Regions from separate parts of the Mus musculus genome. Here region 2 is linked to region 1. A link is a loop called in an ENCODE intact Hi-C map of the cell type or tissue named here. Cell type or tissue: left cerebral cortex. All regions are shown on one strand. Each heading gives the region's core, and the rest is flanking DNA. Links, peaks and the distances in the headings are about the cores only.

Region 1 (12,682 bases), core at 4,180-8,179:
AGCACAGATCTGACTCTGTAACTTGATCTGTCATTGATTTTGATGGCTACTTATCAGGGCCACTTCAGGAGACATGGTAGACTTGCTCTACCTGCATCTCACTGTATGAAGTTCATAGACAAGCTCATACCCTATGGATTTCCTTGAGGTTTGAATGTTTGCCTGGCAGCCCTCTCCTGTAGACCGAGGGACGAGGAGGGCTCCTGTATCTGGATGCAGAGCAGTCTTGTGTTTATCCTTTCCAGTGCTTTTAGAAAAGGTTGCATAAGCCACATCTCCAATGTGGGCAGACAGGCATGTCCTAGGTTCAGCTGCCATGCTCAGGTTGTGTTGTGGCATGCCTTTGAACCACACAGAATAACTGAATCTGCATTTGTGACTTATTCAAGGCTTAGGCTGATCTCAGTTGAATATGGTTTTAATTTAAACAGTACGACTTGTAGGTTCTCAACCATAGGTGTCTTAATGAGTACTTCTGTGGCCTCTCCAACCAGAGCACCAAGGAAGGCATGGAAGGGTGACTGCATGTCTGAGGTGGTGACAACAGTCTTCATTTGGATTCCCTGTGTAATTATGGAACACAGGGACACTTTCCCTAATGGGTATAATACTGCTGGGTACTGGTTGACAGCTTATTTCCAGTTAAGAAGAGTCCTTGGGGAGGGGAGAAAGTTTGAGAACCTATTACCAAGCTTTCTGATTCTTTTCTTGGCGTACTACGAGAGATGGGACCACCCTTGACACTTGCTAGCTCTGGGGCCATTTGTATGCCATATCTCTCTAACCAATTTAAGTTACATCAAGCAATCTACAAGTCAGATTCTATGTGTCTATCTTTATAAACACCTTCCTAATGGCTTGGGAAGCCAGGTCCAAATTTAAATTCAGCATCAGCCTTTAGTTGCTTTTCAAAATCTCCCTGTTTGTATCTTAGAGTGAGGGGTATGTGTACATATCTATAACTGCAGGTCCGATGTTTATGTACAGCTGCCTACAAATGGCTTTCTTTCTCACAGGGATGATGTGTTTTTTATGCTGCTGGGCTTATGGGAAACTCTGGCTATGGTATGGCTGGAGGAGGTATCAATGGGACCCATGATGTGTGTTGCCTAGAGCATGGGCATAGGGCGTTGTTCAACCTAAGATAGAGCATTTCAAGTCTCTGTATGAGTGAAGAGAGCACCCTGATTTGAGGATGGTAGGATGTGGCAAACTGATTTTAGAAGAAACCTTTTATAGACTCTGGGTTTTGGGTTGTATGCCTCATGTAGACCCAGAGGCTACACCCTCTGTTTTTCATTTGCCTCTTTCTTCTGTGTGGCTCCTGAGCCCTTCAGGCCTCCTGAAGTGTGGGTGATGTTGGTGGTAGAGTTCTGCTATGATAAAAAGACTAGACAATATCAAGGACAGGGACCCTCCTTCCTCTCTGTGCATCTCCTCTCTGTTTGCACACCTGTTCTTTTCTGCTTCCACCTTCTGCTTCAGTATTCCTCCCCCCCCCCCCCAGCTCACTTTCATTTTAGTTTTCTAGACTTACCTTGACTGAAAGTTTCTTCAGATGCCCAGGTATGGCACCTAGGGGATACTTGCCTTGCTAGTGTTCATTACTGCATTTAGATCCTTTAATGGTAGAAAGAATTTTGTGGTGTCACATGGAAACTATCCCTAACAACACTCTCCTGGAGAAGGTGCCAGTCTAGCTTTGAAAACCTGATTTATGAGTGAGCATTGGAACAAAACAAACTTATCATTGTGCTGTTATTTTTAGAATATTTTAGCATCTGTGAAGGTACTTGACATACTTAGGCTTGATAGATGCATTAAATATGCTTTGAATTGGTGAGGCCTCTTCCAGCTCCAAGGACCTGAGATTTCAATTCACTTCTTTTGTTTTAAATAAGTGAGGAAACAGAGGTTGGAAAATAAGGAGATTAAAACAGAATCATCATGAGAACCAGTTGTCTAACCCCATCCTGCCTCTCTTTTATTTAGTACTAGAATCTAAGATTGTTATTTGGGTCTCCCGAGGGGTTTACATGAGCTTCTGTATGTGGAGAGGCACAGCGTGGCAGAAGGGGGAACATGAGGCCTTGAACTGGCACACAGGGATGCACAGGGCTGATGCTGGGCTTAGCTCTGTGTAAGGATAAAGTGTGAAGGGTGAAAGGTGAAGTTGCTGAAATGTCAACAGAAATAGAGCTTCTTGAATTTAAATGTGGCTTGTGGGTCATTTGATGACTCCTGTCACTCTTATCAGTATATTAAAATGAGATTTATCTTCATATCGAATGAAATTGCTACATTTTTATAGCTTTGCAGCACACACACACACACACACACACACACACACACACACACACACACACACACACACACACACGCATGCACACCACATACATAAAACAGGAATAAAAGCATCCATTCCATTGAGCTTTATGGAATTAATTTTTCATGGCACCAATTGCATAACATCTATGTGGTTTTCCCTCCTCTTTAAGTAGGGATAATAAGAAGGACTATTTAAGCCTTTCCTTAGGATCACATGTTGATAGAAATGGAAGGCTCCCAGCTCTACACTGACCCTTAATAGATATCACTAAATGCAGTGACTTCTATCATTGTCAAGCATTATTATAACCCGGGCTTATGTTCACTGCCAGGAGTCTCTTTCTGCTCCCTCACAGACTTCCTTGTCCTCTCTGAAACCCCCTCAGTCATTTGAATGTATTGGCTGCTCCTCCAGGGAAATGTCTATCATGTTCTGAAGAGCTTTCATTCGTAGGTCAAGAAGTATATAATTTTTTCTTTTTTCAGTGTTTAAAGATATTTTGATTTGTTAGTGTAAGACATAGCTGTAATACTTTTCTGTTGTCACAGAATCCTAACATTAGGTTTTTATTTTAATATATCCTTTTGTAGTATTTGTCTTGGATCCTCAGTCTCTAAGCTGAAGTAGAAGGGTCTTTCTTGACCTCAATTATTCGTTCTACTCAAGTTATTGGCATCAATTTCCATAACCAGTAACTGCGCAGCCACAAGAATAAAATGAGATCAAGCTTTACAGAGTTACTAGCCTTCTTAAACATTTGCCAGAGATGGATAGAAGTTCCTGCCACTCTTGCAGATGACCTGGGTTCATTTCCCAGAACCCACATGAGAACTCACAACCATCTACGACTCCAACTCCAGGAGATTAAATGACTTATTCTAGCTTTAGTGAGCATTAAGCACTCATGTGGTTCAAATACATATGTGTAGGCAAAACATACACACACATACACCACATACACATATACACACATGTATATATATATATATATATATATACATATATATACACATACATATATATGTAAATAGAATAAAACATTAACTGAATAAAATGCTTTCTTAGACAGTTTGAATATCTTGGTTATCTGTAAGCTTCAACATTCACTACAAAGGAATCCTACCTAAGTTCCATCAGTTAGCAAGGCCCCATTGCTGAAGATGATTAAAAAACTCAGGGAACACTGATAAGTGAAGCTGGTGCCTACATAGGGCCTTCACCCTTATGCTTTAGTGTCTTTCGTATAGCATGGTGTTCTGCATGCTACCAAAAGAGAAATGTATACACCAACCTAGCCACAAACCCATGTTCAAGAATTCTGTTCTGCCTGAAAGATATGCTAGGCCAATAGTGGCACAAAGCTTGTGGGGGTATCCAACCTATATCTTAAGGCCAATCAGTTTGGGCCAAACATATTCAAACCACCACAGGTGTGCACAGCTCCTTCCTTTACATTCAATCTGGACTACAGCCTATTGAATGGTACCACCCATATTTATGGTGGGTCTTCCCACATCATTAAACCCAATTTCTTCATAGGCATGCCTAGAGGATTATCTCCTCGATATTCAAGATCCTATCAAGTTGACAACCAATTTTAACTATTGCATATGGTGTTTTCCATCTTAGTCATGGGCCTTGCCATTCATCCTTTGTTCAGGACATGTTCAGGAGTCATCCATAGCTTTCTCATTTGCTTATATTTCATTTTCAATACATTAGTAAATCTTGGTTGTGTTTTCAAAATATATATCTAAAATGTGTACTTGACACCTTACTATTTCTTAGTCATCATTTTTTCCACATTTTTGCATTTCTCTCATTACTCATTTGACTCTAGTCACTAATCTTTAGCCATTCTTTGGCTCTTCTATTGTGTTTCTGTAGGTCTTTGTCCTTGCCATTCCTCTGGTTCTAAGGATGTTCCACCAGTTGTCTATAGGGCTATCTCTTTTACCTATCTTCTAATCCCTGCTCAAACATCTCCACAGAAACCCTATCTCTCCCTTACTCTCTCTTTCGTCTCTTACTTATAAAGTATATTAATAGCACTCATCCAATTTGGATTATATACATTGTCTGCTTCCTGTTATTAACTCTTTTATAATAAGCTGCTTGAGTTTACTCCTTCAGTGCTATACTGTGGTTTCCTAGAAAAGTACCTAGCCAGGATAGACAGTGCATACTTGGTGAATGAATGAACTGAAAGACAAATGGTATATTCTTAACTAAAAGGATGATGATATGGTTATTTCTAATCTTTTCTAAAACATTGTATTAGAGGAAGGATAAAGAGATGAATCACTAGTGGCCTTAGAGTGAACACCATAGGTCTGCTTTTATAATACCCAATGTTAGCACTATAGTAGAAGCTGATGAATTAAGTTCTGGCTCTTACATACTTAAATCTGGTTGTATGAGTCACATCAGACCAAATTACCAAGTATAGATGTGAAAATTAAAGGCAGGAACAACCAATTTTCACTCAATAGTACATCTTGAAGTTTGAGGAAGGTGGGGCAAAGCAGTACTGAACTTGGTATGGACCACATTGTACATAACAATGATGGTAATCATTGTCATTTACTCATAGAGCCATAATTGTTCCAACCTGCCCCCTGCTTCCAGGGATCCTTCTTGCTGATATCTGTTTTATTGTGAATAGGTTCCTTGAACATGCATGACAGATTGGAGAGTTGCCATGTGGATCTACAGTCCTCAGTGTGAGAAGCTTTAAACAATCATTTCTGTGGCTGGAATCTTCAAATGATCTACTTTTTATTGCCTCTGGAGCATAACCAGGTTGGTTGTGAAGATGTTGTCAACATTATTTTTCTCATTGTTATGATAAAACATCCGACGATTTAAAGAAGGAAACATTTATGTTGACTCAATTTGAACATACAGTCTATCAGTACAGGGGAGTGGTGGCAGCAAGACATATTGTATCTATAACTGGAAACAGTGAGAAAGGAATCCTGGTGCTTAACACACTTTCTCTTTTTTTTTTTCCATTTTTTATTAGGTATTTAGCTCATTTACATTTCCAATGCTATACCAAAAGTCCCCCATACCCACCCACCCCCACTCCCCTACCCACCCACTCCCCCTTTTTGGCCCTGGCGTTCCCCTGTACTGGGGCATATAAAGTTTGCGTGTCCAATGGGCCTCTCTTTCCAGTGATGGCCGACTAGGCCATCTTTTGATACATATGCAGCTAGAGTCAAGAGCTCCGGGGTACTGGTTAGTTCATAATGTTGTTCCACCTATAGGGTTGCAGATCCTTTTAGCTCCTTGGGTACACTTTATCTTTTTTATTCCAGCTCATAGAATGGTGCATCTCATACGTACGATGGGTCTTTCCACTTTAGTTAATATAATCTAGACACTACCTCTCAGACACATTCAAGAGTTGTTTCCATGGTGATTCTAATCTTACCCAGTTGGCAATCAGTATTAGTCATCCAAGATAGAGCAGATACATAGCGAAAAGACTTAAACTAAGATACCCAGTGTGGACTTTCAAACCCACATTGCCTTGTAGCTGAGTTCCTTTGGAGTGAGTGTTTGAGCTAACCAACTGAATCATCCATAGAAACGGTACTAATTCTCTCAGGGTCTGCATCCTCCCACTTGAAACGCTAAGACGATGTTTGCTTCCTCCTTCTCCTAAGGCTGCATTGGAGAGGAAGAATATTTCAGATTACTTTTACTTCTAGTTAGCACTAGACTGGAGGTTTTTGATGAAGCATGAAAGACAGTGCTCACAACTTAGCATGTCCTATTGCCACAACAGAGAAACTATTATTATTCAGTAGCATGTCGCCATAATGAACCATCTCAAATGATAAATGGTCACTGTATTCTGTTCACATTTTCCATTTTCTTTTCGGAGTTCAGCCTTTTCTTGTTTGCCAAGCTTTGTATAAGTCTTATTTAGTCCTTTTTCTTCTTTTTGTGGCAGTATACCATGTTTCTTTTAAAAACAAGAGCCGAGGTTTAACCATGCTATGACTAGAATTTAAGATAAGTAGTTTATAAACTATTAAGATCTATTTCTTGCTTAAATTTCAAGACCAAAATATTATGTAGTTGTCACATCGACATGACTAGAAAGAGAGACAACAATGAAAGTGTTTTCTGCATTGTCTCTACAGGCTGTCTACCGTTTACTCAGTTGTTAATAGTATTCTTTAGCTGTCCAGATTGCACGGTGGTTTCCAGTATCTTAAAGGCATTCGGCGATGCATTGACACCTTGCAAGGAAGGTGCTAAATATGTCTGAGATATGACTCACTCCTGTTTGCAGAAGGAAGCTTCAGTGGGAGGAAAACATTTCCAGGCATCCCTAAAGCTAGATGGAAGGCAGAATTCTTCATGAATACTCTGCAATTTTTTGTTATTTATTAATCTAGTGGGTAGTTATTGCTAGTTCCTCTTGGTACCAGTTTCTGTGATATGTAGGCACTTAAGGAAGACCTCTGTACTATGGAAAGTATTTCTGCTTTGTAAAGAACTTGATGGTAGAATGATGGGAAAGCCAGAGCACTTCTGTGAGGCTGATGAAAGATTGTCAAGTGTGGGTGGTTGAAAAGTTTAACAAGAAAGAGAAAGAGAGGGAGAGGGAGAGGGAGAGGGGGAGAGGAGGGGGAAGGGGAGGGGAGGGGGAGGGGAGGGGAGGGGGAGGGGAGAGAGAGAGAGAGAGAGAGAGAGAGAGAGAGAGAGAGAGAGAGAGAGAGAGAGAGAGAGAGAGAGAGACTGAATTGGAGCACATTTGTAAAACTTCTGACCTGTGTATTAAAGTATTGATATACTGAACACCATGTTCCTGATTCTGTACAAGTTCATATTTTTACTTTTCTCGTTACACACACACACACACACACACACACACACACACACACACACACACACACAGAGGCACTCACATACATGTACACACATATTCAGAAACAAGAAAAATCTAATTGCCTCATAGAACAGAACAGTTAAATGATATGGTGTCTAATAAATTGGAATTCTCCATAGTCATTAAAAACCATACTGTAAATTAATATTTAATGGGTTGGGGATTGCTTGTCACATTTTAAATGTAAAAATTAAAAGTATGATGTAAAATATATCAGTTTGCTAATGTTGTGCTCTCAATCTGACATGCTGTGAATGCTATAGTGGTCTGTGCTACTCCTCTGCCTAGTCCTGCACCTCTCATCATCTACCCATCCTCAATGGCCCTTCATCTTCCTGCAGTTTTGGTTGCCTTCTTGCAAGCTGCCATGTTCATTTGTTTCTACCACTTTTTTACCACCTTTATCTCCTGATAGAATATAAGTTATTAGTGGCAGAAACTTTTATATAAGTTGTTCACAGTGACTCCTCAAAAGCTAAGGGCAGTCAATGTACTGTACCTAGAAGCTCAGAATAAACAGCGATGAACGAATTAATAACAGAAATGAAGTTAAATTATAATATGATTGGTCATACTTGTATTTTTCTGAATTTTATGTTTTTCTATGATAAACAAGCATTTCCTCTGTAGTTAGACTACACATGAATTCCTCATATAGACCTAAAGAGGTCGTCTTTAGGAATGGCTGAGAATCAATGATTGAAGAGGGCAGAGCCAAATCCTTCTGGTTGAATGTAGACAGATCTTTGTAACTGTTGTGTATAGTCTGGGTTCTGGGCTTGTCTAACCCTTGAGTCTTAAGTCTATTTTTGTTTTCTTTATCCACCATCTCCATCATTTTTCTTTCCTGAGCCCACATGCTGGTTCCTGGACTCCACGCTGTTCATGCTAAGGTCTGCCCTCAAACCTTGTCTGTCTTCTTCCTAGGTTTGTTGTTTGGGTTATAATGTCAATATCTGTGTTTTCTTTGAACATGAGCTTGTATCCTGTTGTTTTTTTCATGACATTCTGTACTGATTCTAGCCTCATTATTTCTTTAATTTTCCTGGCAGCAGTAGAATGGGCCAGGTCCTCAGTGCAATGCCCCCAAGCTGCAAGACAACCATGTTTACCACTGTTAGCTGAAGCAGTCAAAAATCTGCCTCCAATGGGAGCCCAGTGGAATCTGGCTCAGTCTATTTTAAGCCATAAACCAACCATAGAAACACTAGGAGAACATATGCTTTTCTTGTTTCTTGTGTTACCTTTTTTTTCTTCTTCTTCTTCTTCAAGCACATGACAAGCTGCTTGAGAAAAAGCTTTCTATTTTCTACTTTTCTTGTCTTCAGTAGTGCGGAAGCTCTTCTGGTCTTAGAGTTATTTCTATGTGTTTTAGTTAGTGGATACTTGGATTCCCATGTAGAAAGTAGACATGGTTTCTGACTTTTCACAGGTAGCATCAGAGTAGTTTAGGGTGGCTTGAGTGCCTTTGGAGACACTATATATGTATACACATATATATTTAATGTCAGATTGTTATTAATATTTAAAATGCAATAAATGAAAGTGAAATATTCAAGATCAAACTTGGTTGCTGTAATCTCCTGTTAAAATGGTATTGCTTTGTTCAGAGGCATAGATTGATTTTGTGGAAGAAGGATATTACATAACAGATTCCTCAATTCAATAAAGGCTTATTGAGATTCTGCTGTTTATTACTGCAGCAGGCAGTGAAGGAAATTGTAGAGATCAGCTAAAAATGGTCCATTAACAGTACAAGCCAGAAAGACCTATTGTTGAATATTTCAAAGAGGAAGAGATTCCTCAGGAGTAGGTAAGCGTGCATGGACATTGTAATGAAGACAGAATTATGAAAACATTAGTAGGTGTAGCTGCTAGCCTAGCAGAAACAAAGGACTGCACACGAGGATAAGAAAAATCAAGAAAGGATAGGAAGAGTGTCTTTTGTGAGAGGCAGCCTGTTGTTCATGGGCAGGATTTCAGGGAACAGGCAGATGAGTTAGTGAGAGATGAGATGAAAAATACTTTCATCGAAAGCAACTTAGGGGAGAAAGGGCTTATTTTATCTCCAAGGCTATATATGTCATCGCTTTAGGGAAGTCACAGTAATAGGTGTTAGAAATAGCAGGTCATATCATATTTAATGTCATGAATGCATACCTAGCCCTCAGAGTCGTTTCTACTATTGTATAATATAAGGCCTCAAGCTAGAGAATAGTACTGCCCATAGTGGACTAGGCTTTCCCATATCAATTAGGGAAATCAAGACAACCTCTCACAGTTATTCCTACAAACCAAGTCACCTGGGTAATCCTTTGTGGACACTCTCTCCCCAAGTGATTCTAGATTGTGTCCTTTCAGCAGGTTTAGGAAGACTTTGGGGCTGGAGTAAGTTCCCCCAGGTTCAGCCTCCTAAGGGATGGTGCGAGGTGTAACATTGGACATGAGGTTTAAAAGAAAAGGTTCACAGTTTCCATTGTGTTTGACACAGAGGTTGTCAGCAGTTTTTGGGATTTGTGATAGTGTTCTTTTCCCCTGAATTCAATTATTAAATGAAGGTCCATGATCCAAGGGGAAAAGCTTTTTATAATTAGCATTATAAGGCTTCTTCTTGCCTTCTGTGATTCCAACAACACAATTGGAGTAGACCCTGGATCTGCAAACTTACTCTAACAACTATTGAGAAAATAAGTTCATCTTTTTTTTAAATTATTTTTTACATTTTTATTAGGTATTTTCCTCATTTACATTTCTTTTTTTTTATTTTTATTTTTTTCTTATTTTTTTTATTACCTATTTTCCTCAATTACATTTCCAATGCTATCCCAAAAGCCTCCCACACCCCCCCCCCTACTCCCTTACCCACCCATTCCCATTTTTTGGCCCTGGCATTCCCCTGTACTGGGGCATATAAAGTTTGCCTGTCCAGTGGGCCTCTCTTTCCAGTGATGGCCGACTAGGCCATCTTTTGATACATATGCAGCTAGAGTCAAGAGCTCCGGGGTACTGGTTAGTTCATAATGTTGCACCTACAGGGTTGCAGATCTCTTTAGCTCCTTGGATACTTTCTCTAGCTCCTCCATTGGGGGCCCTGTGATCCATCCAATAGTTGACTGTGAGCATCCACTTCTGTGTTTGTTAGGCCCCGGCCTAGTCTCACAAGAGACGGCTATATTAGAGTCCTTGCACCAAACGCTTGCTAGTGTTTGCAATGGTGTCATTGTTTGGAGGCTAATTATGGGATGGATCGACTCATTTACATTTCAAATGCTATCTCAGAAGTCCCCCATACCCTTGCCCCCCACTCCCCTACCTACCCACTCCCACTTCTTGGCCCTGGTGTTTCCCTGTACTGAGGCATATAAAGTTGCAAGACCAAGGGGCCTCTCTTTCCAGTGATGGCTGACTAGGCCATCTTTTGATACATATGCAGCTAGAGTCAAGAGCTCCGGGGTACTGGTTAGTTCATATTGTTGTTCCACCTATAGGGTTGCAGACCCCTTTAGCTCCTTGGGTACTTTCTCTAGCTCCTCCATTGGTGGCCCTATGATCCATCCAATAGCTGACTGTGAGCATCCACTTCTGTGTTTGTCAGGCACTGTTTTCATTGGAGCTATGCAGTTGGAAATCAAAATGCATTTACCTTGAGTCTGTGAATGCATCTGTAAGAAGCCCACTAGAGCTAGGATTGTTTTCAGATTTTGCAGACTGTGATTTTCAGAATTTTGTCAATATGATCAATATAATATGGATGTTCATTCAGTGTTATGGTTTTAATGCTGCTTTAGCTTATTTCTTTGTGTACAAGTTGTTTCATAACCAGTAAATAGACATTTTGATATCTAAACATGGTTACTAGAAGCTTATAAGTTATGCTAATGTTGTATAATCATTATTTATTAATTATTAGAGTTTTCATAGTATTGCAGTTAGGATATTCATTTCAAAGGTTACTTATAATAATTATATTTATTTTAAGTAGATTAGCCATTTAGATGTGTAGAATTAAATCTCTGAGTTTGGGTTTATTCATGAAATCATGAATCAGTTAAATTCTCTTGTATTATTTAAATTTTGAACTTTGTCTTTACTTTAAAAGAGTTCTTCAGAATATTCAGAAAATAATTAGGAGACTTGTGCTAAATATTTGATTATTTTTCTAGAAATGTGTGTATTATGTGATTTTGTGTGCGTGTGTGTCTGAGATGAGGACTGAGTGAGCAGAGCAACTAGCTGAGATGTGATTGACCCCAAAATATATCTTAGGGCGATTCTAGAGAACAGGTGACAATGAAAGAATAGAAGAAATGCAATTTCCTATTAATTTACAAAGCTTAAAAAGAGATGTTGAGGGCAAGCAATGGCCTAGTAGATAGAATCATGGCCACCAAGCCTGCTGACCTGAGTATGATCCCCAGATCCCATGTGGTGGAAGAAGATAACCAATTCCCACAAGTTTTTCTTCGACTGCCACATGAGCTCTTTGGTACACACAAATAAATAAATGAAATTACAAATTAATGGAAACATTTTTTACTCTGCCATGTTTGTTTTTCATTTAATAAAAAACAGGAAACCGTACTTGTCAAAACTACCTTTTCTTGTGTCGATTAACATGGTCTATTTAGTTGCTTTTGTCTTTCTTACAGTGCTTACAGCTTCCATTTCTAATATTTGAAAATTTTAAATTCTGGAGTTCAATTGAACTACTTTCATTTTCAGAGACAATGGCTCTGATCTGCACTGTAATTACATTCATTTTAAATATTTAGTTGGAGAAAAATCTCATGACCACTCATAGACTTTAATTCGTTTTTCACATGTTTTGTCGAATGCTTGAATTTATGCCCATGCTTAATGCTTCTGTAATGAAAATATATGGATGGAATAATCTTCCATTCCATGCTCTGTTCTGTGAGTTATCATGATTTATGGCCTGTGATTTCCACATTCTGTCTGATGAAGCAGTAAATGATCTTTTCAGCTTTTTGAAAGTGTTCCTCATTCAAGGGGCAGACATTGGGTTTTATGTTTCAAATACCTTTTCCTTCCTGCCATTTAGTGGTTGTGCTCCATGAAGGGCCTTGACCCCTTGCAATATCCATCATACATGGCTCAAGGGAAGCATAACTGATGCTAGTCTTCCATTGTCATTCATTACTACGCTCTCATTGTGTCAATCAAAAGTTCAATCACTACATTCATAAGATTCCAGGGTAGATTAGAAATCAACACACTTTGGAAAGAACATTTTAACATAGTGGTTAACATATCTGTAGAGAATAGGGAGAAGTAGAAGAAATTTTAATTTTTTTCATGGGAACTGCAATGTGTTATTTAACTTTTCTGTGGTACTATTCCCTTATTGTGAGTTAAGAGCTATGTGTGGGACACATATACCACCTGATTCCTAGCACTATCATTTGGTGGCTGCAGACATCTAA
Region 2 (12,682 bases), core at 5,635-9,634, 88 kb before region 1:
TGGAGACCGTCTCCCTGGTTTATCTGCCTGCTTGCCTTGCCAGGTCCCTCCCAAAGGCTACTTCTCAGAGGAACCTATCAAACTTCGGGTAATTCAGGGAAAGGCTTTCTTTTCTCTCCATGTAGCCTAGGTTGTCTTGAAACACATTCTGTAGACCAGGCTGGCCTCTCTAACTCAGAGATCTGCCTGCCTCTGCTTCTCAAGTGCATGCTTAAAGATTAAAGGTGCATGCCTCCACACCCGGCTTTCTCTGAAATTTTAAATACTAGCTTCAGATTTTTCCACTAGATGCCAGGTTCCTCAGTGAGGACTATGCTCAGTCGCTTGTGTTATTCCCACAGTGGCACACAGTAACTGCTTCACTTGCTGTGGGTGACTAAGTAATGACTTGACTAATGCATTTCCTGCTAAGTGTGTCTCTTGAAGCCAGGGAGGCAGTCTGAGGTCCTTGGGCTGTGAGTGGCTAGACAAGGTGAATCATCCATCCCCTATATCACAGACTAAGACAAACAAGAAAACCAGCAGCGGATGGCCTTTGCTGCCAGTGGTCAGGACCATGTTCTCAGCTTGACCTCTCTGTCTTTGTCATCTGGGGCAGCAGCTCACTTGTTGCTTTCCTGAGGCAGTTTTTTCTTGAGGGGTTATTGATTCTGAATGGCCTTGCTCTTCCTGTCGCTGAGCAGTTTCCTCTGTTTAGTGCAGACATATCCTACAGTAGTGCTCCTAATATCCTTGAACACTCCTCCAAACATTCTACTGTTGACAGTCAGTAATAAAGAGTCTTACAATAATGTGTGTTATTGAAACATATTTTATTAATGGACAGCTTACTACAGTGTATCTCTAGGCCAGTGGAAGGGTACAGAGTGAAGGCATGAAAGCAGGACAGGGGTTTTATAATATTGACCTAAATAATAAATGATCTAAGATGATGATAATGGTTGGAAAGATGATAATAACTTCAAATAAGCCTATCCACCACCAGTTTAAAACAAATTAGAGCTGAAGCTAAAGTTAGAGGAACCTGTTTGTGCCCTTTAGAGATATGAGTTATCAAAGAGAAAATAATATTTAATATTTGAAAATGAGAGTTAATGAGATGGCTCAGCAGGTAAGGGCACCCACCACTAAACTTGATGACCTAATTTTGATCCCCAGGACCCACCGAGTACAATGAGAGAGTGATTCTATCGGATTGTACCCTGATCTCCATATGAGCACTGTGGCTCACATGCACACACATGTACTCCAAACAAATATAAATGCAACAAAAATTAAAAGGAAATAGTTAGCATGCTCACAAAATAACTTAAGATGTAATATGAAATGTAGAAGAAAAAAAAGGGAAGAAAATGAGTGTTACTAGTCATGATTAAAGGCCTTGGGTGAGTGAGATTTCTGAACACTGGTGAGCAAATGTAACTACCTTGGCAAGGAAAGCCCCTGCTCTGAGCATCCCATGCGTGTGCTTGCTTGTCTGGGTTTGTGTCACATGGATGCAGGCAGATGTGAACTGAAGGATGCAGGCAGATGTGAACTGCTTCCTGGCGTTCTACTCATCTTGTTTTTTTTTTTTTTTTTGAATGACCTTCTGCAACTTTTTCGTGTTTTCCAAAGTGAGAGGCCATGCAGTGCACAGGGATAGGGTGAAAGAGCCACCTTTAAAGCAAGGGGTGTGCCAGCTTTTATTTGAGGTCTTACCTACACTGACAGAAGTGTCACCCCAAAGAATGGCTCCGGTCTGTCATATGGAGAAAAGAGCAGTTTGGGAGGGGGTATTTCTGTCTTTCAAGCCTCCGGGATTGAGCTAGAAAGAAAAGCATGAATCATGTACATTTTATGTAAATACTGTAAAACAACCGATTCATTAATTGGGGGAGGGGTGCTGGGAACCAAGCCTTGCGCATACTGGGTAAGTACACTCCCTGTAACCTGCCTTCCAGTCCTGGCTTATTGTTAATTTTTAAAGTTAGCATCTTACTGTATAACTCAGGCTGGCCTTGAACTTGTTAGATAGCCCAGGATGGCTTCAAAGTCAAGATCCTTTGACTCTACCTTGCCCATGTCCAGCCAAAATAATGGTTTTTGTGGTTCATGCATTTAAAGATCTGACTATGGAGACATCCCAAAGAACTTTAAGTGTCTCCCATTCAGACAACAGTTATTAGTTCAGCCCATACTGTATTTGAGTTATAAAACTTTCCCTAAGAATCTACTTATTTGGTTCAAACATTATTTACTTTATTCATTTTACATGAAAATTTATTTAGAATTCTATTTCATAGTTCCAAGGTTTTAAAAAGTGGACTGCATAGAATATAATTAGACCCTATCTTAATGACTTCCGCCTACAACAGTACTAACTGGCTAATCTCTAATCTCTGAACAGAAAACGCCTTACATCTAATGACCCGCCGCTGACTACACAGCACATTTCTGTGATCTGAGAATCAGATAACCCTGATTAGTGGAACTGATTTGAAGGGAGAGTCAACACAACTTCAGTGGAGCTCTCAAAAGAAAAGCAATTGAGCTTTAATGAATGAGTTTCACAACTGCTATATCTCCTGGATGGCTTGGATCAAGTTTCTCAAGGACCCTGGTGATCTGAGACATGTGATCTAGGATTATATGAAGTAGTTCTGTACTCAGCATTTAACAGCTCTGCAGTATCTATTTAAGCAGGTGATTAGCACACCAAAGCCAGGTGTGAGCTTTAGGCTCACATGCTTACACTTGGGCTGAGGAAGGAGGATTGTCACAAGTTTGAGGCCACTCTGGGCTATGTAGTGAGGTTCAAGCCAGTCTGGACACAGACAGACAGACAGACAGACAGACAGACACACTCTCTCTCTCTCTTTCTCTCTCTCTCTCTCACACACACACAGGTCTAATACGCACACCTGCCTTTTATAAACACAAAAGCTTTCTACTTTAAGTCACACTGCTGTTGTCCATTCACTTCTTTCGAAACCTGTTTATGTGTCTCCTTACTGTTCCCACATTGGCAGTATGACAATAACATATCTTTAGTATGTCCTTGAAAATTCAAACAGCATAATTTAATTTCTAAATCATGCTTATGAAATATATTTTAACTCTATAACATTTCAGGTACAAGCTAAAATCCAAGTAGTAAATTTTTCCTTTTTGGTAGTAAATCTTAGAAACTGGTTTTAGCGAGGCTAGGTTTATGTCTATAATCCTAGTTCCCAGGAGGCCACACAAAATGTCTTCTCTTTTTGTTCCTTTTTAATTTTTTCATCCAACGCTGACCTTTACATTCATTACAGTGAATGTCTGTAATCATAGCACTCAGGAGCCCAAGGCAGGAGGATCATAGGTTGAAAGTGGTTCTTGGCTACCATGAGTTTGACATCATCCTGGACTCATGAGACTGAGTCTCTAAATAATAAAACAGAAACTACATCTAGGCTTAGTGTTCTGCCCAGCCTTTCTGGTCCTTGGCTCTAGGGCATGCATGGAAATCCATCTTTCTGCTAGTTTCACTGTTCAGTTTTGTCGGGGGCTGCCTCTCCTGATGATGGAGATAAAATGTCCACATGACAGAACTCTGTAAGAGAACTTCCTGAGCAGATAATCCACTGTAAATTTCTCTCTTGTTCACCCAGGAAAAGGTATCTTCTCTTAATGATGCTGTTACTTAGTTTAATTGCGTTATCACTTTCTCAATTCAATTATTTTTCATATACTATTGAAGCTATTAAAAACAGAAGGACACCGGTCCCGGAAAACTGGCTTTCAATTGGCATGCAGTGACACACTGGCATATGCGTTGGTATCTCCTGCAATACCCCAGAGCCAATATCCAAGTGGGAGACGTTCGAAAGTGGTGACCTGATGCACCTCCACATGCTAAACACCCATAAAGGAACCACAGTCGACCCTTAAGTGGTCCCCTTCTTTATTCTATTTAGAGTAATAGAGATTATTGTATCTATAAATGTGGGAAGCCACATGTGCCGTTGCAGAGTGGCGCTGGCTACTGCTGGCCACCATGCATAAGTTTGGACAAACAACCAATGTGTACATATGCAGTAAAGTTTTTTGCCAAGATACTGCCTGGCCCGGGCATGATAATGAGGTTTTGAGAGTATAGCCAATCAGATGTGAGACATGCAAATGAGGTATGATAATGAGACTCTGTGAGGTACTAAGAGAGAGTAACCAATCAGATGAGGAACATGCAAATGAGGTATAGTGCATAACCAATCTGGGTGTGAGACACGCCTCTCCTAGGCCTATATAAGCAGCACAAGTTCTGGGCTTGGGGTCTCTTTGCTTCTGCAATCAAGCTCTCCCAATAAACGTGTGCAGAAGGATCCTGTTGCAGCGTCATTCTTGCTGGTTGAGTCGGGCGCACGCAAGATATAAAGTATGTTCTCTATCTTTCACATAGCCTGCAGGGCATGTCTGTGCTGGGGCCATGGCATACTCAGAATTTCTAGCCCATTTTTCCAAACTAAAACCTATGTATAACTTTATTACATGATTCTGGAGACACCATTGAGTAAAGAGATGAGAGCTACTTCAGTAGGTGAAAGCAATCAGAACTAGAAGAACCTATCAGTAGATGAAGACAGGAATGCTTTAGTGGCAGTTAGGACAAAAGCTCTGAAGAAGTTGCCCGACTACCTACTAAGTGTGAAATCAAAAAACCCTGACTTCCACCTAGTGACGTCCATCTGCAAATGGAAATTGCCATATGATTGCCTTTTGAGGATGCTAGGAGCTAATCTGTGAGAAATAACTGATGTCCACATATGTACGTGCATATCTATGCAGTGTTAACTCTTTGTTATCTTCCTATCATGCAGTACTTTGATGCAGCTAGAAAAATTACACTGTATGTTTTGTGATTTGGCAAACACGGATTCTTCTATTTTTCCACGAATCTCAGCTGAGTTGATGTAGGGATGTGGCCGCTAGAGGTCCTTACAGACATCGCTTAGCCACAGTTGGGGCTGAAGGGTTAAAGGGGTTTCTGATCTTTTGTAAATAAAAGCTTCTTACTGAAGGCCTTATTACTACAACTCAGGGCACCCAAAACAGTGACTATCTTATTAATTCTCTCAAGTAGAGTGTAAGAAGTTTTGGAGGCAAGCCATTAGGACAGTCCTAGCAGCGCAAATGCCTCGGGGATGAGTTGGGGAGTGGGGACGAACTTGTAGGATAGATGCCCCCTCTCTGTTGGGGCGCAACTTCCAACAGTGCCCTAGTCTCTATCGCCAACTTCTCTGATGTTGGTGATCAATCACACTTGAAGTCTCTACGGTACAGGAGACCCTGCTCTCCACTCATGCTCCCTGCAGTGACAGTCTCTCAACCAGGGCACCCTGCTCTGCTCGGACCTGGAGCGGGGACGCACTGCAGACTGGCCCTGGAGGAATTAGATGACTGCAGCCATACACGACCCCAGCCCTGAGGCCCACGCTACCCCCACCTCTCAGCTCTCGGCTCCTCGGGCTCCCACTCGGAGGCCGGCGCTGTGCTTGGCCGCTGTTCAGCCCGCGCTCCCCGCTTTCCCCCTCCCCCTACTGCTCCGGGTCCCTGGAGGCTCAGCGGCTGTTGGAACTGGAGGTGGAGCCGAGCCCAGGGCCGCCTCGCAGGAGGGAAAGTTCAGCGGCAGCAGGGGAGCAGCGTAGCCGAGGGATCCGGCTCCGCTGTCTGCAGTGTTGCCTGGGGTAAGTCGGGGTCCCTACCCTGAGGGCTGGACGGGTGTGGCCCGCTATGTGCGGGCGTGTCGCTGCCGTTTTCCAGTCCGCGCCACTGCCCCCGACCTCGACCTCAGGGTGGCTCTCTGTCAGCCGGGAGGACGCCTGCACCGCTGGCTTCCAGAGACCACTGCTGTCCTAGGGCTGAGGACTCCGGAATCACTGCCCTCTGTAGCCCTTGCGAGGCGCGTGGAGGGATCGGTGTCTCTAGGTGGACGCGCGAGGGTCCCGTGCCGCACCCCACGGCCAGCTCAGCTTCTTCAGCGGTAATTGAGCCCCCAGCTGTTGGCTTACTCTCCAGAAACCCCACTTCAAAGTAGCCTTGGCATATGTGCGGGTGCCTCTAGTTTGCTGTTTTTGGATTGTATTTGCTGTGATGAAGAGGGTGGCCCGTGGGCAGCACGCTCCCCTGCATTGTGCCGCCGCGATGGTGACTCTCTGGATCCCAAGGGTCTTCACATCTGCATGTGACTGCATGCAGTTGTATGTGCCAGGGGCGGGGAGAAGCTCTTCCAGGGAATGGTCTAGGGGTGCAGTGGGGCATTCCGAGGGCTGGAGGAAAAGGAAAGCTGTGCTGGGCGAAGGCAAAGTTGTTTGTTTCCGCCACACTTCCTGCACCTGTACCCCTGTCGTCAGTGATTCTGAAGTTATGGAGGAAAAGACGTTAACACTATTGTACATATCCTCAGTGGACGCTAAAAATGAAGTAGTAATGAATGATCGGATGGCTGTATTTTGCAAAATCCATTTTTTATTCAGATTGCAACGACTTGGCACAGTTTTGACTTAAATGTCATTAAAGACAACTAACTACGATTCTATATTTATAAAGAATTTAAATATCTAGTAAACCCTAGCAATTCCACGGGGTTTATTGGATTGTGTTGACACTTTTTGTTCAAGAGAGCTCCAATTATTATGGTCCTTGAGCATTAATAAACTATGGGTTCTGCTGCGTGGAGAGAAGTCTAACAAACTTGGAAACAGAAGTGTAAGGCAGAGAGTAACTGGTTCTCTAGGCATAAAAGGTCACCTGAACACACAGAAGAGGGATTGCTGTAACAGAGGGATTATGTGTTGAGCTTCCAGAAAATATGAGATGGGCAATTCCCATTGTAGGAACCTAATACATATATGATCACTCCTCTGCATTGAATCAACTACCTAATGGATGTGTCCAATGTGCTTCACTAGGGTGAGCTCAGGAAGTGAGCTTCGTAGGGTGAAGAACAGCTATTAAAACAGCCTAAGACAAAATCATGAACGTACTTAAAGCACTGAGGTTTTCTTGTGTGATTAGTGTCTGAATAATTAGCACGGTGTAATTGTCAAGCTTGAACTTTGCAGATTGGGACACACCTGCTGTCACTCCAAATTACGAGATATTACTTTAATTTCTCTCCATCTTCTTGTCTCAGATCTCCTATATCTAGTTGCAAGCCATATTAGCGAGCTTCAAAGAAAAAAAATATCCATTGTTTAGATTCACCCATTTACATCATTGTGAGATTGTGTTTGCTGTTTCGGAGAACTGGCATCCAAGAGGTTCATCCTACTTTTTAGCTGCATGACCCAGGGCCAGTCACATATTAAATGGTTTCAAGATTCTTCATTTGATAACAATACTTGACAGAGTGAAATAACATTCTTTTCTAAGCACCCAGAGATACAGTAGACCCCTCCCAAATGCTATCCTTTGCCTCTCTTAAATACTTTTAGATATGCTTTGACACTTAAAGCATTAACAATAATAATTCCTTCTTTTATGTGATCTTTTGCTTGTTGATTCATGCTCCATCTATGCATCCATCCATGAGGTCATTACCACTGAAGACCATCGGATTTCCTGTATAATATTCCCTGCTTGGATGTTGGCTCTCTCGAGAATGGTAGTAGGCAGTGCTTCATGGGTTTCTTTGGGTTGAGAATCCATCATCAGGATTAGGGATGATGAAGTGGACTTCCCAGTCTCCCTGTTTCCCAGCTCTGTGCTAAATAAGATGATGCCACACCCAAAGAAGAAACAGTAAGCTGTGAGTGGCTGTTGCCTTTCTTGCTTACCCTGTGCCATTCAATGGCAAGCAGCAAGGACTTCCTACACCTTTACTGATTTGAAGCTTACAGTGCAATGAAGTTATTCTTCAGCTCACATCCTTCTTCGTGTACTCCTGATGAAGGGACCTTGGGACTGTAAATTATAGCCCTACCATATATTAAGGCTAACAGAGGTACTAAAGAGGCTGAGCTCAGGTAGACTTTATTACCTATTGATTTGGGCCTCATGATAAAGTGGTCTTATAAAACTTGTAATAGCTGAGGTCTCAGAGTAGTGGCTCTGCCACTAGGGGCCTCCTTGGTACACTGGATTACCCTGGGCTGTCATATGTTCCCATCCTTCTGTCCTTTCAGTAGCAAAGAACTTGAACGTTCTTCATCAGAGAAGGACGTGCATATAAAAAGGACTATAAAAGGCCTGGAGATCAGTGAAAGCCCCCTCTTTGATGGAATCAATGTGGTTTAAAACATAACTTTAGAGACTTAAAAATTTGGCTTTTTTAAAAACTTTTTATATTATAATATTCAAATATGGAGGTTTTTTTAAATTTAGGAAATAAATATACAATTCAGATGTAGAATTTAATGTTCTCTCTCTCTCTCTCTCTCTCTCTCTCTCTCTTTCTGTGTGTGTGTGTGTTTGTCCATCTGTTTTTGGTGGATTTTTTTCACTTAATCTTTCAATGTATTTTAAATAGCTTTTTCTTCTAAACGGATACTTGTAGGACTAAAATAATATGAATTGCCTTTTTTATATAGCGAGTTGGAGCTCCTCCCTTCCCTACCCTCTCCCCTTCTTCTTCTCTGCCTCTTTTTCTTCTTGGAGCTACATTAAAATTTGCCTTTAAGATGTCTTGTTACATTCTACAATGTAGCACTCAGGGTATCTTCTGTGTGAGAAGTTTGGTTGAAGTTAGAGCCTCAAGTATGAAGCCCAGGCTGGCTGCAACCTTGCAGTGGTCCCTGAGCTACCACTCCCAGCTACGGGTTTTGAAACACTCTTGTATATTCTGATTTTAATGAAGTTAGTTGGGCTTTAGAATATTTGTTGGACAACTTAAAGGTGTCTTTATTTCCTAGATATATCTTGTTATTTGGTAAAAGAAGCACTGACAGTATATGTAAATGGGCATTATTGTCCCCAATATCGTCATACTGTTTGCAAATAAATAAGAGAAAAATTTCAGGTTTTCAGTGAGACTTAATTTAGTCTGAGAAACTAAGCACTTCTACTCTGCACTGAAACATCGGCTAAGGTAACAGAAGTTAGCACCTTGAGACCCCAGTTCTCACAAAGGGCTTTCTCTTCTTATTTAGCAGAGCCTTTCTGAATTCAGAAACGTTACAAACATCAAGTTCAGATGTCCTCATGTTGTGATTTGAAGGCAAGGTGATATGATTGTTGTTTTTTAATGAAGGTATAGATCACGCTGTGGCTAAGGAACAAAATAAAAGGACTAACTTTAACTGTGAAGGGGCCATAGATGGTTGTTTATTATCATCTCCCCCTGATTAAGCGGAATTCTTTGGATTGCTTTTAGGGTTCTGGCATATCAAAGAGTTGTGCAGATCCTGTTTGTACAAAGGAATGCTGTTCTAGAACCAGAAGAGGTTTTAACCTCCAGCTAGGGAAGGGCTTGGCACCTCTCAGCCTGTCCTTCCCCTTCCCAAGACCGAAGCTGAGCCTCAGCCAAAATGATAGACACGCGGCTTGCTGCAGAACACAGTGATTTAGTTTTGGCCAAGAACCCCAAGCTGACAAAGATTATGGATGCTTGCCCAAGGTGCAGGAAATGAATGGCTCTTTATACCTGCGAGTCATTTTTAGAGACCTGCATCTGGGAGATGCCACCTGTAAGGAAATGACAACTGTGAACCTGTCACTTAGGCACAGGCGGCACAGCGATTTCTGTTGTTTCGAGGCAATGCAAAAACCAAACATTTGGTTATCCTGGGGTTGCATCTGCTCCTTTGCTTTATTTCCACACACCAAGAACATTTGGGTTGATGAAGAGGAAAGCAGAAAGCACAGTAGGTAGGTGGGAGCTGTCTGTTTATACGGATTGATTTTTGTATTCCCAAGGCACAGCTTAGTTCAGCAATCTTCACTGATAGTTTTGTGAACATCGCCTATTCTGCTTTAGGGTACCCTCAGAAATGATCTTTTCTTGTCTTTCCTTTTCATATACTTAAAACATTCTTTAGAAAGGCTCTTCCTAGTGCAGCTGAAGCTGACCTTGACTTTGTGAGCCTGTTCCCGCCTAAGCCTCCAGAAGGCTGGGATTACAGGCAAGCTCCACCATGCCTAGCGTGGATACTTGCTGCTAAATTGGCCAATATGTTTTAATGGTGCTGCTGCTAGCACATGAGTTGTCCTTGTACAATTTACTACTTGGGTATTCCTTTCATGTGTGATTGACCCTCCTGGGCCAGGCTGTTAAACCTGGCAAACACATAGCACATTAGAGTTCAGAGCCAGTTACCTCTTTGCTGGGTGTTCCTGTGTGGTACATTCTACACAGCCATGTGTAAAGTGCTGTCTATAGAAGTGCTGAGAAGAATGCCTACCAGGTAGTAAATTATATACATACATATGTATGTATCTCTGTTAGTGTTTATTATAATTATTGCCTGGGTTGCTTTCAGTATAGATCAAGATCACTATAACCATAGAAATACTCAGTGGCAAAGATTCAGTGAATTTAGTACCTCTGGTAGTACTTGCAAAGTCGGATACTTCATTGAAGGTTTCTCATTATATTTCATTGCAATGTAATTCTTTCCACTATAAAATTGGTTAATGCTGTGTTAAGCACGGGACATGAAGTGCTCATGCGGTTTGCACAGCCACTTTGGGCTATGTGTACTATTATTATCTGCACTTTAAAGGTGAGAGAACGAAAGTTTTGGAGATGATACTTGTGTAAGGTTGGATGCTAGAGCTGGGCTTAAATCTACATCTGCCTGGTCCCACCTAGAACCTCTGCTATTCCCAGTACCCCCTCCCATGTACATGTGAATGGGAGTGAACATGTATGTAAATACCCATGTATATGTAGGCCAGAGGTCAAGGTAGGGTGTTGTTTCTTAGGAGCTATCCACCACTGATTAGGCTAGGCTGTCTAGATGGTGAGTGGAAGTAGCTGGATAGGAATTCCATTGTCTATGTCTTCCGAGCACCAGGATTACAAGTGCACACACACCACCACAGCCTGAGTTCTCTGTGAATCCTGGGGACCTATTGGTCCCCAGTCTTGCATGGCAGGCAAGCTTCTTATTGACTGAGCTGTTCTCTAGCCTCCACCATAGATTGGTTTTTGTTTTTTGTTGTTGTTTGTTTTTCTCAACATAAACTCCTTGAAGTGACAATTGAGCAAATGTCTTGGAGTTCTGAGGGTTGGAGAAATGTCTTGGAGTTCTAGGACATTGATTTCCATTACTTTATTGTATTGGTATCTATTTCTGAGCAGGATGGAGCAAGATAACAAATGGGGCTTTATCAGACTTGCTTCAGCACTTGTTATTTATATGTTTGTACATCCAGAGTTTTTTCTAGTAGCCCAAAATACATTGTAAATAACTTAAATAAGTTTCCTATGTGACAATGAACTTCTTTCTTTTCTCCTCTTCTCTTCCCACCCCCTCTCTAGCTTTTTTTTCCCTCCCAAGACAGGGTTTCTCTGTGTATCTCACAGTGTCCTGAAACTTGTTCTATAGACCAGGCTGTCTTCCCACTCAGAGGTCTGCCTGCCTCAGTTTTCCCAGTGCTGAGTTTAGAGGCATGTCCTACCACTGCCTGGATAATAGTTACCTTCTTATCAAGGCACTTTGCAGGGAAGTTGAAGAAGAATATGTGGATAAAATCAAGAATGTGGGTTTCAGAACATAAAAGTGAAGGCTGGGGACAGTCATTCATGCATTCATTGAGCAAAGTGCATATGCTCACATTATATAAAGATTTTCTACTAGATAATTCAAAAACTATAAAAAGGGGACAATGTAGGGACAGGGTGCGTGTTATAACTCGGAGATGGGCAGCTCTGGGTTTGTTAGCACAGCTGGATCTCTTCTTAGACTCCCAACTCTTAGTCTCCATGTATAAATTTTGTGTGCATAATGGGGACAATACATTTTTGACTTCTTGCCAGAAGTAATTGAGATCTCAGAAAAATGCTATGCCACTGGAAGTAGCTGGTACCTATGATAGTGCCTCCCTACTGTTCTTTCTTAGATATCTCCTCTCATGGTCTCCAATCTTTCCCTTCTTCCATCTAGTACTGACTAGTTGGATGAGCATAAAAATAATGATACCTGAAGTCCAAGGTAGAGTGTGATCAACCCTTGAAAAGGATGCTCTTTTCTGGTTCTCTCTCTTAGAGCTGGGGCAGACTGGGCAATGATATTAGGCAATCTGTGGACTGGCACTAGCTAGTCTAGGCTCCCTACCCCACTTGGGCATTTCCAAAGCTGACCAGAAGAGGCTAGGATCCAATAGCAGCTTAGTGCCTACTGTAGATGCTAATGATGTAGAATAAGGCTGGGCTGGAGAGTAAGAAGAAGGTGTATTAGTCAGGGTTCTCTAGAGTCACAGAACTTATGGGTAGTCTCTATATAGTAACCAGGAATAGCCACTACAGAGGGTATTTAGGGAAATTGGAAGAAGTTAGAAGTGAAGTTTGAAGTAGGCCAAAGCAGAAAATGTTCAGGATTTTGGGGTATGCAAGGCCAACTCTTAGCAGATTGTATTTGAGGGGCTGGGGCTAGTTTGGTGGTTCTGAACTGCAGAGCTTACAGACAGGCTCTGCCCAGGAACTCACAAGAGAACTGAAGCCCTTCTGTATCCAGCTTTGTGTGTTGCCTAACAGACACGTCTCTCTCCCTAGACTCTGACT

Evidence for each region. Peaks named below come from ENCODE experiments on the same cell type or tissue, not always from the same donor. Only the 100,000 strongest peaks of a DNase experiment are listed, where the experiment ranks them.
Region 2: it touches region 1 in a loop (6-fold over the local background); 4 of 42 quality-filtered maps call a loop at or near these places.

The regions. Positions count from the first base shown.
Region 1 is chr8:68,638,248-68,650,929 of GRCm38, reverse strand. Csgalnact1 (chondroitin sulfate N-acetylgalactosaminyltransferase 1) reads left to right here. Exons shown (of 10, transcript NM_172753.5): 2 at 4,995-5,131. Among named protein-coding and RNA genes, the nearest start is that of Csgalnact1, 91 kb to the left of the region's middle. In left cerebral cortex, for the core only: no CTCF peak of the experiment used is centred there; DNase peaks (open chromatin) are centred at 5,926 and 6,601; H3K27ac peaks cover 636 bases.
Region 2 is chr8:68,728,049-68,740,730 of GRCm38, reverse strand. Csgalnact1 (chondroitin sulfate N-acetylgalactosaminyltransferase 1) reads left to right here and starts at 5,585. Exons shown (of 10, transcript NM_172753.5): 1 at 5,585-5,705. In left cerebral cortex, for the core only: a CTCF peak has its summit at 8,066; DNase peaks (open chromatin) are centred at 6,249, 6,457 and 8,075; H3K4me3 peaks cover 1,310 bases; H3K27ac peaks cover 852 bases.